2 separate regions of the Homo sapiens genome follow, and region 2 is linked to region 1. A link is a contact called in ENCODE Hi-C or POLR2A ChIA-PET data. All regions are on one chromosome and are shown on one strand. The core of a region is the stretch at or near the end of the contact, and the rest is flanking DNA. Distances in the headings are between cores, read along the strand shown. Region 1 holds the start of LINC01484 (long intergenic non-protein coding RNA 1484). Region 2 overlaps CPEB4 (cytoplasmic polyadenylation element binding protein 4).

The links. A loop is a pair of places that touch in the nucleus more often than their neighbours do. ChIA-PET counts read pairs that join two places held with the same protein, here RNA polymerase II (POLR2A). Pooled maps may share reads with other maps.
Region 2: a map with no recorded cell type shows a loop between it and region 1 (4-fold over the local background). The contact joins the enhancer-like site here to the promoter of LINC01484 in region 1. A Hi-C loop is called at or near these places in 2 of 168 maps with a recorded cell type or tissue (both gastrocnemius medialis), 1 of 37 single-sample maps with no recorded cell type and 2 of 50 pooled maps. POLR2A ChIA-PET finds 5 or more read pairs at or near these places in 2 of 52 experiments (H1 and WTC11).

Annotation. Positions count from the first base shown.
Region 1 is chr5:173,744,218-173,750,582 of GRCh38, reverse strand. It overlaps LINC01484 (long intergenic non-protein coding RNA 1484), which reads left to right and starts at 4,374. Exons shown (of 3, transcript NR_108027.1): 1 at 4,374-4,563. RefSeq lists an enhancer at 6,252-6,365.
Region 2 is chr5:173,951,616-173,957,507 of GRCh38, reverse strand. It overlaps CPEB4 (cytoplasmic polyadenylation element binding protein 4), which reads right to left. Exons shown (of 10, transcript NM_030627.4): 8 at 5,570-5,684; 9 at 4,236-4,417; 10 at 1-1,598. The coding sequence ends at 1,371. Among named protein-coding and RNA genes, the nearest start is that of C5orf47, 35 kb to the left of the region's middle. Within about 2 kb of position 2,312, at least 6 of the 41 ENCODE cell types and tissues checked have a DNase peak (open chromatin) inside an H3K27ac peak, as active enhancers do; they include gastrocnemius medialis, where a contact is called at or near this core.

The sequences.
Region 1 (6,365 bases), core at 3,125-5,624:
TGCCATCTTCATTCACTTGGTCTTCCCTCTGTGTGTGTCTGTGTCCTAATTTCCTCTTCTTGTAAGGACACCATTCATACCAGAGGAGGGCACACCCTAATGGCTCCATTTAACTTCTTACCCTCTTTCTTTCTGCCTGGGTGCCGTGGCTCGTGCCTGTAATCCCAGCACTTTGGGACACCAAGGTGGGTGGATTACTTGAGGCCAGGAGTTCAAGACAAGCCTGGCCAACATGGTGAAACCCCATTTCTACTAAAAATTACAAAAAAAAAAAAAAAATAGCTGGGTGTGGTGGTGCCCACCTGTAATCCCAGCTACTCAGGAGGCTGAGCATGAGAATCACTTGAACCTGGAAGGCAGAGGTTGCAGTGAGCTGAGATGGTGCCACTGCACTCCAGACTGAGTGACAGAGCGAGACTTTGTCTAAAAAAAAAAAAAATGCTCTCTGTAAATGTGGTCACATTTTGAGGTACTAGGGGTAGGACATCAACATATGAATTTGAGGCCAGGGGGACCCAGTTCAGCCATGACACCTCCCTTTACTGTGAGGGGTCAACGTGCCTTTCTGGGTCCACCCACTGTGGCCTATGGAATCTTTCACAGCCTCTCAGCAGCACAGTCCTCGGAGCCACAGCCTGGCCTCCTTGGGTCTCCGGCCAGAGAAGGCTCTGCTCAAGTGTCATCTCCTCAAAGAGGCCTTCACTGACCATCCTGTCTAAACAAGAGCTCCCCTCCCCTAGCCACACAAATTCTCTTCACAGCCTCTATCATCGCCTGGACTTGGGTGTGTTATTTGCTGGCTTACATATTATCCCTCTCCCTACTAAAATGTTAGCTCCCTGAAGACAGAAATTTTATTTTGTCCTAGCTGTACTCCCAGCATTGAAAAAGTCACCGGAGCCATGGGTTGGAGGGAAGGGGCGGGAAGCGGGGAGGGCTGAATAGGTGGATCACAGGGAATAGTGGCATCATGCATATCACGATGCCTTTGTGCAAAGCCATAGAATGTACAACACAAAAAGGGAACCGTAATGTAAACTAGAGGCTTTAGTTAATAAAAATGTATCAGTATTGGCTCATCAGTTGTAACAAATATAGCACACCCATGCAAGATGTTAATAACAGGTGGTAACGGGATTGGGGGGCTTTGGAAGTAGATGAGAACTCTGTATTTTCCACTCATTTTTCTATAAACCTCAAACTGCTAAAAAAAAAAATGAAGTCTACTAATTTCTTCTTTTTTTTTTTTTTGAGATGGAGTCTTGCTCTGTCACCCAGGCTGGAGTGCAGTGGCACAATCTCTGCTCACTGCAAGCTCCACCTCCCGGGTTCATGCCATTCTCCTGCCTCAGCCTCCCGAGTAGCTGGGACTACAGGCGCCCGCCATCATGCCCAGCTAATTTTTGTATTTTTAGTAGAGACAGGGTTTCACCGTGTTAGCCAGGATGGTCTCGATCTCCTGACCTGGTGATCCGCCCGCCTCAGCCTCCCAAAGTGCTGGGATTACAGGCGTGAGCCACCGTGCCCGGCCGAAGTCTACTAATTTCTTAAACAGCACGTAGTACATAGTAGGTACACAGTAAATATTTGCTGATGACTGAAGGATTCAAATCATCAGCCTCAATTTATGGAGGTTTATGCCATGCCCCACATGGTACTGCAAAAAACCCAAGTGAGGTACAAGGCATAGACCCTCCAAAGAGTGACAGAACTCACAGGAAAAAAACACAAGGTCAATGGCAATTAGGTCAATGATAATTAAAACACAAGGTCAGTGGTAAACACAATGTGAGTGGTGATTAATTCATTCTGAGGCTCCTGTAAATTGCCTGCAGGGAGGCTGTGCTACTGGCCACCTGCAGACAGTACCCCAGCCCCCACCTGAGGCTGTGGGAATGCCTTGTAGTCAACAAAGCGAGAGTGACCCCCAACCACTGAGGATTGCCTGGGTAGGGTATTCCATGGCGTGAGCCACATGACTTCTCAGAGGTCCCCAGCAGGCTGGAGCCCAGCTAGCCTTGGCAATTACCTGTCCATCACACACCATCCCATGGTTTTACTCTGTTCCCTGTGTCACTTCCCTAGTCTCTCACCAAGATGCCTGGGGTCACCTTCCAAATAAAAACCTTGCCCCAAATCATTGTCTCAGTGTCTGCTTCCTGAGGGACCTAAACTAAAACACTACCCACTGTAAAAGGCGGTACAGAGAAGGCTCTCCATAAGGGGTAATCACTGTTATCATGTTACTAATAGCAACAGTAATAACGAGCATCATAATGATGAAATAACTGAGACCCCAAGAGGGAGGGTCTCTTGCCCTAGTTCACTTCAGAAGGTAGATGGCATAGGGGTTTCTAATCTAGTCTGTCTGACTTCAACATCTGTGAGATCCCACACACCCACACACCTATGCACTCTGAGTTGAAATGCCTGCTGCAGATTCCCAGGGCTCCCAAGGAGCTGCTCTTGGGGGTTAGATGATAAGGATGGCTGGAGTAATCCCAGAGAGCTTCCTGGAGGAGTTGGCATGGAGTCTCAAGAGAAGAACACAGATTCTGGAGTCAGGCTCAGATTTGTGATTGGGTTCTATGTCCCTGAGCAAGTCACTTTAACTACTTGGAGCCTCAGTAATCCCATTGGAAATGGGAATAATGGGGCCCAGCTCACACAATTGTTATGAAGAGTAAATGTATTGGTGAAGAGAACAGGTTTTAGACTGAGAGAGCTCTGAGTTGGGATCCCGGTACTGTCACTGACAAGCTTAGAAAAGTCTTTTTTTTTTTTTTTTTTTTTTGAGATGGACTCTCACTCTCTCGCCCAGGCTGGAGCACAGCGGCACGATCTCGGCTCACTACAAGCTCTGCCTCCTGGGTTCACACCATTCTCCTGCCTCAGCCTCCCAAGAAGCTGGGACTACAGGCGCCCGCCACCACGCTGGGCTAATTTTTTGTATTTTTAGTAGAGACAAGGTTTCACCATGTTGACCAGGATGGTCTCAATCTCCTGACCTGGTGATCCGCCTGCCTCGGCCTCCCAAAGTGCTGGGATTACAGGCATTAGCCACCGCACCCCGCCTAGAAAATACTCTTAATCACTCTAAGCCAAAGTTCTTTCATTTGTAAAATGGAAATAATATTAGTTCCTACCAGTAGAATTATAGTGAGAATTAAATAAGATAGCACATGTAAATCCCTTAACATGGTGTATGAAATACAGTCAATGCTCACTAAATGTTTGGTACTTTTCATCAAGATGTTAGCGGCAATGGAGTAAATTGTACAAACTATTTTGGATATAATGTGGCACATCAAATTAAAACTGAACACACCTATGGCCCAGTGATTCCACTTTTAGGGGTTTATCCTATGGATATATCAAGATACATGTGTGAGAATGCTGACTGGAATACTGTTTGTAACAGCAAAACACTGGAAACAACTCAACTGCCTCAGTAGTGAGGGAACTGGTTACATCAATGGCAGCAATACCCACAAAGAAATGCCACGTAGTTGTCAAAGGAGAAATGCAGATTCATGAGTGGGATGTACAGAAAGATGTCCAAGGTATACTGATAAGTAAAAAGGCAAGTGATAAAAGAGGTGTATATATTAACCTGTCTCTTTAAAACTTTTTTTTTGAGACAAGCTCTCACTCTGTCACCCAGGCTGGAGTGCAGTAGCTCAGTCACAGTTCACTGCAACCTCCTCCTCCCAGGCTCAAGTCATCCTCCCAAGCAGCTGGGACTACAGGTGTCTACCACCACACTTTACTAGTTTTTTGTATTTTTAGTAGAGATAGGGTTTCACCATGTTGCTGAGGCGGGTCTCAAACTCCTGGGCTCAAAGAGATCCTGTAATCCCACAGTGCTGGGATTACAGGGGTGAGCCACTGAGCCTGGCCTTGTCTTTTTGTTGTCGTTGTTTGGTTTTGTTTTTTAAAGGCATACACATGTGCTTAGAAGTATTCTAAAAATATTCTCAAGGAAGTGTGAACCCAAAGTATCTGAGACAGTCTTAATCAGTTTAGAAAGTTTACTTTGCCAAGGTTAAGGACGCACCCATGACATAGCCTCAGGAGGTCCTGAGGCCAAAAATTGTTTGGCCCCAAGGTAGTTGAGATACAGCTTGCTTTTATATGTTTTAGGAAGACATGAAACATCAATCAATATGTGTAAGATGTACATTGGTTTGGTCCAGAAAGGTGGAGGGGGTGGTTTCCAGGTCATAGGTAGACAAGAGACAAATAGTCGCATTCTTTTGAGTCTTTAATCAGCCTTTCACTGAATACACAATTTACATGCGGTGGTGGGGGGCGGGGGCGTAGAAGAATAGTCACTTATGCCTTAGTCTGGCTCAGTGAATCAGCATTTTTACATAAACAATAGGGCAGAGGAAGCAATCGGATAGGCATTTGCTTCAGGTGAGCAGAGGGATGACTTTCTGTCCCACATCTGTGAAGATCAGCTGTTGGTTTACATTGCCAGGGTGAAATTCAACAGAACTAATTTAGGGTGAAGATCTTGAGGCCCACAAGGAATTTCCTTGTGGGAAAATTGTGAGGAAGGTAAGTAGCTTTTAAAAATCTTTGTAGCTATCTTCTTCAGGAAGGAAATGGGTGGTGGGTTTGCCCAACATGGTTTCCAGCTTGACTTTTCCCTTTGGCCTAGTGATTTTGGGGTCCCAAGATTTATTTCCCTTTCACAAAATGATTAACAGTGATTATTCTAGAGCAGTGGTTTTGCAGGGGCGATTTTTGCCTCCTACGGGACATTTGGCAATGTCTGGAGTCATTTTCTTGGTTGTCACGGGGCGGGGAGGGGGGTGCCACTGGCATTGAGTGGCTAGAGGCCAGGAATGCTTCTAAACATTCTACAGTGCACAGGTCAGCCCACGACAAAAAAAAGAAAAAAGTTTGGCCCAAGATGTCAATAGTGCTGAGGCTGAGGAATCGCTGAGAGGTTTAAGAGGTTGAGCGCTCTCAAATGTGGGGAAGAAGACTTATTTTTCATATAATGCTTCTCTGATGCTTGCATTACATTAATAGCAACAGCTACAAAATCTGCCCACTCTTAGCTATGAGCTAATGCGTGTAAGATGCCAGCATATAGTAGGTGCTCACAAGGTGTTCCTTTCTTGCTGCGCTCTGGCTTTCACATCTGCAGAAATGGGTGTGCCAACACCTGCTCTGGGGGTGGCTGCAAGGCTCATTTTAGGCTACAGTTCAGGCCCTGACCACCTGGCTCTGGGTGCAGCTGTTAAAAGCGTCACCAACCTGCCCGGGGGCAGCTTCCCATATCCCTTCCTCTGCCACTGGTTATTCTGCTGAAGTTCAAGGGCCCCCAGCTGCTTCTCAAAGCAGGAACACTTCTGCAAAACACATCCTGAATTTGAATAGCCATGTTGCTGTGTCTCTGACAGACAGGGCTGCCAGATAAAATTCAGGACATCCAGTTAAATGTCTCATGCAATATTTGGTATATACTTATACTAAAGAATTATTCATTATCTGGAATTCAAATTAAATTGAATCCATATGTATATAGCTGTTGTTGTTGCTGTTTTAATCTGGCAGCTCTACTGTCCAAGCAAGGTAGAGATGAACTGTGTGCTCTTTTCCAAGGAGCTAATCTCATCAGATAGAGATTTTGCTTTTGTTCCATCAAAAGTCTTGCTCACTTACCAAGGGAGCTTGGATCCTGCTGGGAGACTAAGATGGTCACTGCCTCTGACAATTTCGTAAAAATCTCAGGCTCCTGGGGCTTATTCAGGCAAGTTGGGAGGGACGTTTCTGAAACACGTTTGGCCCGGTCATTACGGAGGAGGAGGGATTGAGAGCAGAAAGCAGAAGCGAATGGAATTCAGGCCTCAGGATGCCTCCCCGGCATAGGCCCCATCAGAAGCCCTATTGTATGTTTGTAAGTTCAGAGGCTCCTTCTTAAAGAGGCGCTACACACTGTATGAGCCCCAGGGTCCACCAAGTCTGGGGTCTGGTCCTGGCTGAGAGGGCAGTGCACTGAAGCTGTTTATCCAGTACCTGCTACGTGCCCAGCCATGAGCACACTCCTGGGCCAGCATCCTGGGCTAGGGCTCACTGTGGGTATTCTACAAAGGGGGAAACCAAGGCTCGGAGTGGTGGAGTAACTCCCCCAATGCCACCCAGCTGGGAAGTGGCAGAAAAAAAAAAAAAAAGGATTTGAACCTGGGTTGAGTTTCCTCTTTGCTGGGAACAGCACCTCAGGGCCCTGGTTCCTTGGGGCCGGTTGAAAGGAGAGAGTTGCCTCCCTGAGGGTCTCTGCTGGGTGTAAGCACTGCAGGAAGGGGCTGTCTCCTTAGGGGAAGTTAGGGCCCTAGCCAGGGCCAGAGCAG
Region 2 (5,892 bases), core at 1,063-3,562, 210 kb before region 1:
ATAAAGCATGCATTACTTGATGAAGTTGGCACTTCAAACACTGACTATGTCCCATGCTAAATTCGGAAACTGTAATGTTATTTTAGTTTATAGGAAGAGTAAGATAAACATACGTACCTTTGCACAGATTTACACAGTTACTTAGTTCAACAGTGCAAAACACTTTGCAACTACTTCACTTTTTTTAACTGTTTTTTCATTTTCTATGTTACAACTAAATTACAGGATACCCAAAGTAACTTTAAATCTAAAAGTAAGCCAATCAGCAGCCAAATTATATATTGGTTTTGTCTTCCAGTTTTGGCTACAAGTGTACTGTAACACAAAATCAAAAATGATATCCTTGAGGTATCTCTAGATCTGTTGTTGTTTTTTAACGTCAAAATGGAGAGCAAAGGCTGACATCTGATGAGTATTAGTAAATTAGGATATAGAGTTTATATATAAACATCAAAAATAACATTTATACATTTATTCTTCAGGAGAGGAAATGCTAGGTTTCCCACCAGTTGTCATTAATTCTAGCTTTGGTAGGTTTCCTGGGGCTTTGACCAGATAAGTAAGTTAAATAAATAAGTGCACTCCCCTCAGTAGTAAATTTACCCAATTTTTACATTCTGAATTTTAAAAATTGTTTAAGAGAAAATAAACCTAGCTCTGCCTACTTTACTATTTTTTTTTTATTTTTTCTGATGTGGTGGTAACTTTTTGAGGGATAATGAAATTATGTTCAGCCTCAAAACCCTGAAAATTAATTATAATGCTGCTCAGTCTTGCTTATGCATTTGTTTGCTCTAACATGCTCTTTCCATTAAAAATTGTTAACTTCCTCCATTGCTGTTAAAAAAATTAAAAAGGGATGGAAAAAAGAGAGAGACAAAAAAGATGAAAAAAAAAAAAAAAAGAAAGGAAAAGGCAAAAGCACTTCCCTGGGGGAAAAACTGTCAGATAGACCGATAGTGTTATTGTTGCATGGTTATTTTAATAAAAGTATTCTTATATGTTATATTATTAACAATAATTTAATTAAAAACCCAAAATACTCTATTGTTTCATTTCTCTTTTAATATTTCTCTCTCTCCTCTAAGAAAATGTTGCAGGAAGTTTGGATCCTCTTGGTTTCCAGCAAAACAAGAGAATAAAACTTCCATGCAACCCGATGGCAATACGAAAAAGGAGTTCATATTGTTTGCAGTGACACAAGAATCTACAAAACACCTATATTATAGGTCATTCTTTTCATTATACTATAGTTAAGTTACAGACTGCTACAAAAGGACATGCCAGCGTGAAGAGGTTGAGGAAGGGGTCAGAATGAACAGAAGAGTGCACTTATTCTGAGGCCTGAAAATGAGCACTGCAGTTATCCTTTAGTTCCAGCGGAATGAAATATGCCGAGGGCGGTCACCGCCTTCCTTCACCAGGGGCTTGTGGAATTCCCTGCCAGCACGAGAATGGATAGCAGCCCAGCAATATTCACAGTAATACTGCAGACAGGTAACATTAGCACAGAAAAATGGAGCAAATTTCCCCCCACAACGGGCCCCCTGACATTCATCACACAGCTGATCATCCAAGACATATGGCTTAACTTCCACCTGCAATCAAAAATAAGAGTTTACATTTTTCAGTGACTAGGCCAGCAATGCTTACCATACATGTACATTTCCACCCACTATCTGAATGAATCTGTTCCAAGGTGCCCAAAGAGGAAGGACTAATTATTCATTTACTGAAATATGGATAGTTCATCTTTTAAGAACCTAGTAAGGCTTTTATTATCTATCATTTTACATTTTTTTCTTATTAAATAAACATCCTTTAAAGGAAAAAGGATTTGAGCAGACATCATGAAGTGAAGCCAACTGTTTAGACTAGAATGTTATGAGATTAAACCCACAGGAGATTATTCATAGACATAAACCCTCATTTTAATTAGTGGATCTGGATTTTTGTCATATGTGGAATCATAATTTAAACAAAATCAACTAAGATGATCCAAGTTCCACACAACTGCACTTCAATATTCAAGTTGGTGTGAAGATGCCTGACTACTGCGTCACAAGATTCTGAGCTGTCGTAAAAAGCCTGGCTCGTGGTTTCTATTTATAGTGTACACATGTTGGGTTATAATCACAAACCTGGAACTCTGTTAAAAAAAAAAAAAAAGATGCAGCCATAGGATTCACAGTCTAAAACCCTGCTTTGTTCTTTCTCAGTAAGAATGGTTCACCTGAGTCTAAAAGTCAGAGGTGAATTTCTAAAACTGGGCCTGTTCCAGCGTTCTATCGGCCAACCTGTCATGTGAACCTTTCAAGCATTAACAGTCACCTGGTTATTAATTCATCAGCTAGAAAAGAGCTGGTTATTTTTAGTCTGGAGAGATTCATGGCTGAAACTCCCTTACAGCAGGCTGTCACCAGCACTGGTGCCACCCAGCTCTGACAAGGAATCCTGACCAAGATTAGCCATGAACAAAAGGAGAAGAACATGCAGTGAGTCATGATTGTGATTCTGTGCTCCAGCCTGGGTGACAGAGTGAGACCCTCCCTCTAAAAAAAATTTTTTAACTAAAAAAATAAAAGTACAAAAGGAGAAGAAGAGTGTCACGAAGCCCAGGAAGAGCAGGCATAAGGAGAGCACTGGGCTTCTGGCCTCTAGGCTGCTCCATAATGTCTACAGAGTGACATGAACACTGGGCAAAGGATTTCATTGCAGAGGAACACAAATTCAGTCTGAATTTCTAATGACCAATCCCACAGCTCTGAAACTTATGTTGGAATAAGGCAGTGAGATGTAGGTATTTTTTAGTGTGCATAAAAAACCAAGTAGGCCAGGCATGGTGGGTGGCTCATGCCTGTAATCCCAGCACTTTGAGGGGGTGAGGCAGGTGGATCCCTTGAGGTCAGGAGTTTGAAACTGGCCTGACCAACACGGTGAAACCCTGTCTCCACTAAAAATACAAACATTTGTTGGGCATGGTGGTATATGCCTGTAATTCCACCTACTCGGGAGGCTAAGGCAGGAGAATCACTTGAACCCGGGAGGCAGAGGTTGGAGTGAGCTGAGACTGTACCACTGCACTCCAGCCTGGGTGACGGAGAGAGACTCCATCTCAAACAAACAAAGTAGGCATGTTAACATACTAATCTTGTCCCTCCCCCATGCTTAGAATAGAACAGATACTTTTCTCTTTAATAGATTCACAGTTTGTAGGATGACCACCACTATCTTAAATTTTTTTACTGCCAGTGAAGTAGACTGTACATGACATGAAACATAAAAAGCAAAAACTGCTACTGACTTGATGATTTTTACATCTTGAATTGAGAACAACACGATAAAATCAATCTATTTTAGCACAATGCCTCAGAGTGATGGATATCAAAGTCAGCATGCATGAAAGTGCCAGTGTGCCATGAAATAAAAAGGTGACCCCAAAATATAAATCAATATATTGCTTCCCTCATCAATAAAGGCTTTCTATGAAAAAAAAATCGCCAGCTGGACCAAACATTGTGCCCAGTAATGTGGTTGATTACACATTCTGGTCTAAATTCCTATCTCACTACAAACTAAGTTTACAGACTGGAGGTCAGTCCACAGGCCACACTCTGAGTAGTACTGGCAAGTGATACAGTTCTATCTGCTAGGAAATAAACTCATGAGGACAGGAACTTCTTGCCCTAAGCACTAAAACGTTTGTTGAATACATGAAACACCAAGCTAAGGAATAAATCGGTGAGAGGTGGCGGCTGTGGAAAAAGAAAAAAAAAAAAAAGAAATCTGTGAGTACAATTCATTGAGAAATAGGGCTTGCTGAGGTCTTCCCTATGTCCCAGGATTAAAAAACAAACAAAAAAAAGGGCAGGAAACCTCAAGGGCATTCCTGTTTGTATACTTGATATAACACAGAACAAAGGATTCAGTAAATATTTATTGAATGACTTACAAACTAAGTGAATGAATGGACGGATGGATTGAGATTGAATGGAAGTTAGAGAAGATTAAATTAACTCAAGTAAATTGTAGTGTTCTGATTAGGCTACTCAAAAAACTGAAAGATAAAAGAAATTCATAGGACATTATTTCATGTATTATAGACCATAATTAACTCTATAGGCAAAATTGTCAGCTGTCACTTTATTGTCATAAAATGCTCCCGTTCTAATATTGGTAATCACACATTTAGAGGACCATTTCTAGAATTTTCCAAAATGTAGTATAAGGCTTACCCGTTTATCTATCTCTCCATGCTGCAGCTGAACAAAGCGGGCACTGATAGCAGCTATGTAACTCTGTTGATTAGAGAACGCAACTCTCCCAGCTCCTTTTGGGTATTTTAGCTCAGGGTCGGTATCAATCCCAGCGTAGCACACACCTCCATATAGCCGATCCATTATCATCGCAAGCTCCACTAATTAAGAAAGGAACAAGGAGGATATTTAAAATCAGGAAAATTCATCTGGCTCACCAACCGTTTCATCAAAAGCAATTCATCTGTACTCTGAGCTCACATCATTATAATAATTATTAAAATGAAACATTACTACAACCAGTCATCCATTGTGTTAAGCCTTAATCTTTTAATTGTGGGCAAGGGGTTGCTAGGTGTTTTCTAGTATGTTCTCTTTATTCTTCTCACAACTATATGAAGTAGGTAGTAATTTCCTGAGGAAATTGAGGTGCTGAAAGGGTGATCCATCTGTCCAAGGTCACAGGTCATTAAGTGATAGTACTCCCATGTTTGCCTGCTCTGTGCCATGTTGCTGCCATAGATTTACCAGTTAATAATGTATTGATTAATGTAATAATTACTTGAACACTAGAAAACTAACTGGTAGACTCTTTGTGGGCCCTCCTGGCTTATTTCCATCAAAACTCTTTCCCCACAGTCAGTTCACCAATTTTTCATTTAAAAAAACCTTGAAATAATGACTGCATTTTCTTCTTTATGAAGTGTTAAAATCGTGCAGCTACATTCCTGTTCATGTTATGTCTTTTTATCTCATGTATATTATTAAACCTCAAATTACTTGAAGTTAGGAATTTAATTTGTTCTGTAAGTACTACCCTAAAAATCTGATGCATTGCTGGGAAGTCTATTATATCCCAGAGCTCAGTCAGTCGCTGTTGAGCAAATGAGGATGTGGGAAACAAATACTGACAATCTCAATACAGAATCTATTCTTGAAGGACTTTTTTTCTTTTCAGACAATGATGAGCGTAATAATTAGCATTATGCAACACTAGACTAAGTACTTTGCACTGGTCGTCTAATTCAACCCTCAAAATAACACTAGGAAATACTTTTTCTGGTGTTATTTCATCCTAGGGATGAAACGCTTTTCATCCCTACTTGACAGATGGGGAAACTGGGAATTAGAAAAGTCATGGAATTTGTCCAAGGTCACTTAACTATTAGAACACATGAATTCAAACCCAGATATTTTGATTCTAGAACTCTCACTCTTGGATATTAACTCCAATTCTTAGGAAAAATTTATCCTGAAGATCTTCATATTTCTTGCGCTATAGGGTAGAGAGTTTGTCGTTTGTTTAATCATACCAGCTCGTAATGGTCGAGGAACACCACCAACAAATATAGTTTTTCGTGGGTCAAGTGGCTGTGAACCATCCATCACAAAGTCACTGTCACTGAGATTCCAAGGCCGAATCTGGACCTAGGGAATGTACAAACCAAAATGTCTCATTCTCAATACAGACAATTCATGGGCAAAAAAGTTAACAATTATTACAAAGTATTTTTAAAAGCAATAATCCTATGATTACAAGTCAATAAAGCTGGGAAACTAGAAGATTTAAAAACAGTGTATCCCAACCCATCGTTTCATTTTTAGAAGTAAACTAAACCAAGGTGGAAAGTTCAAT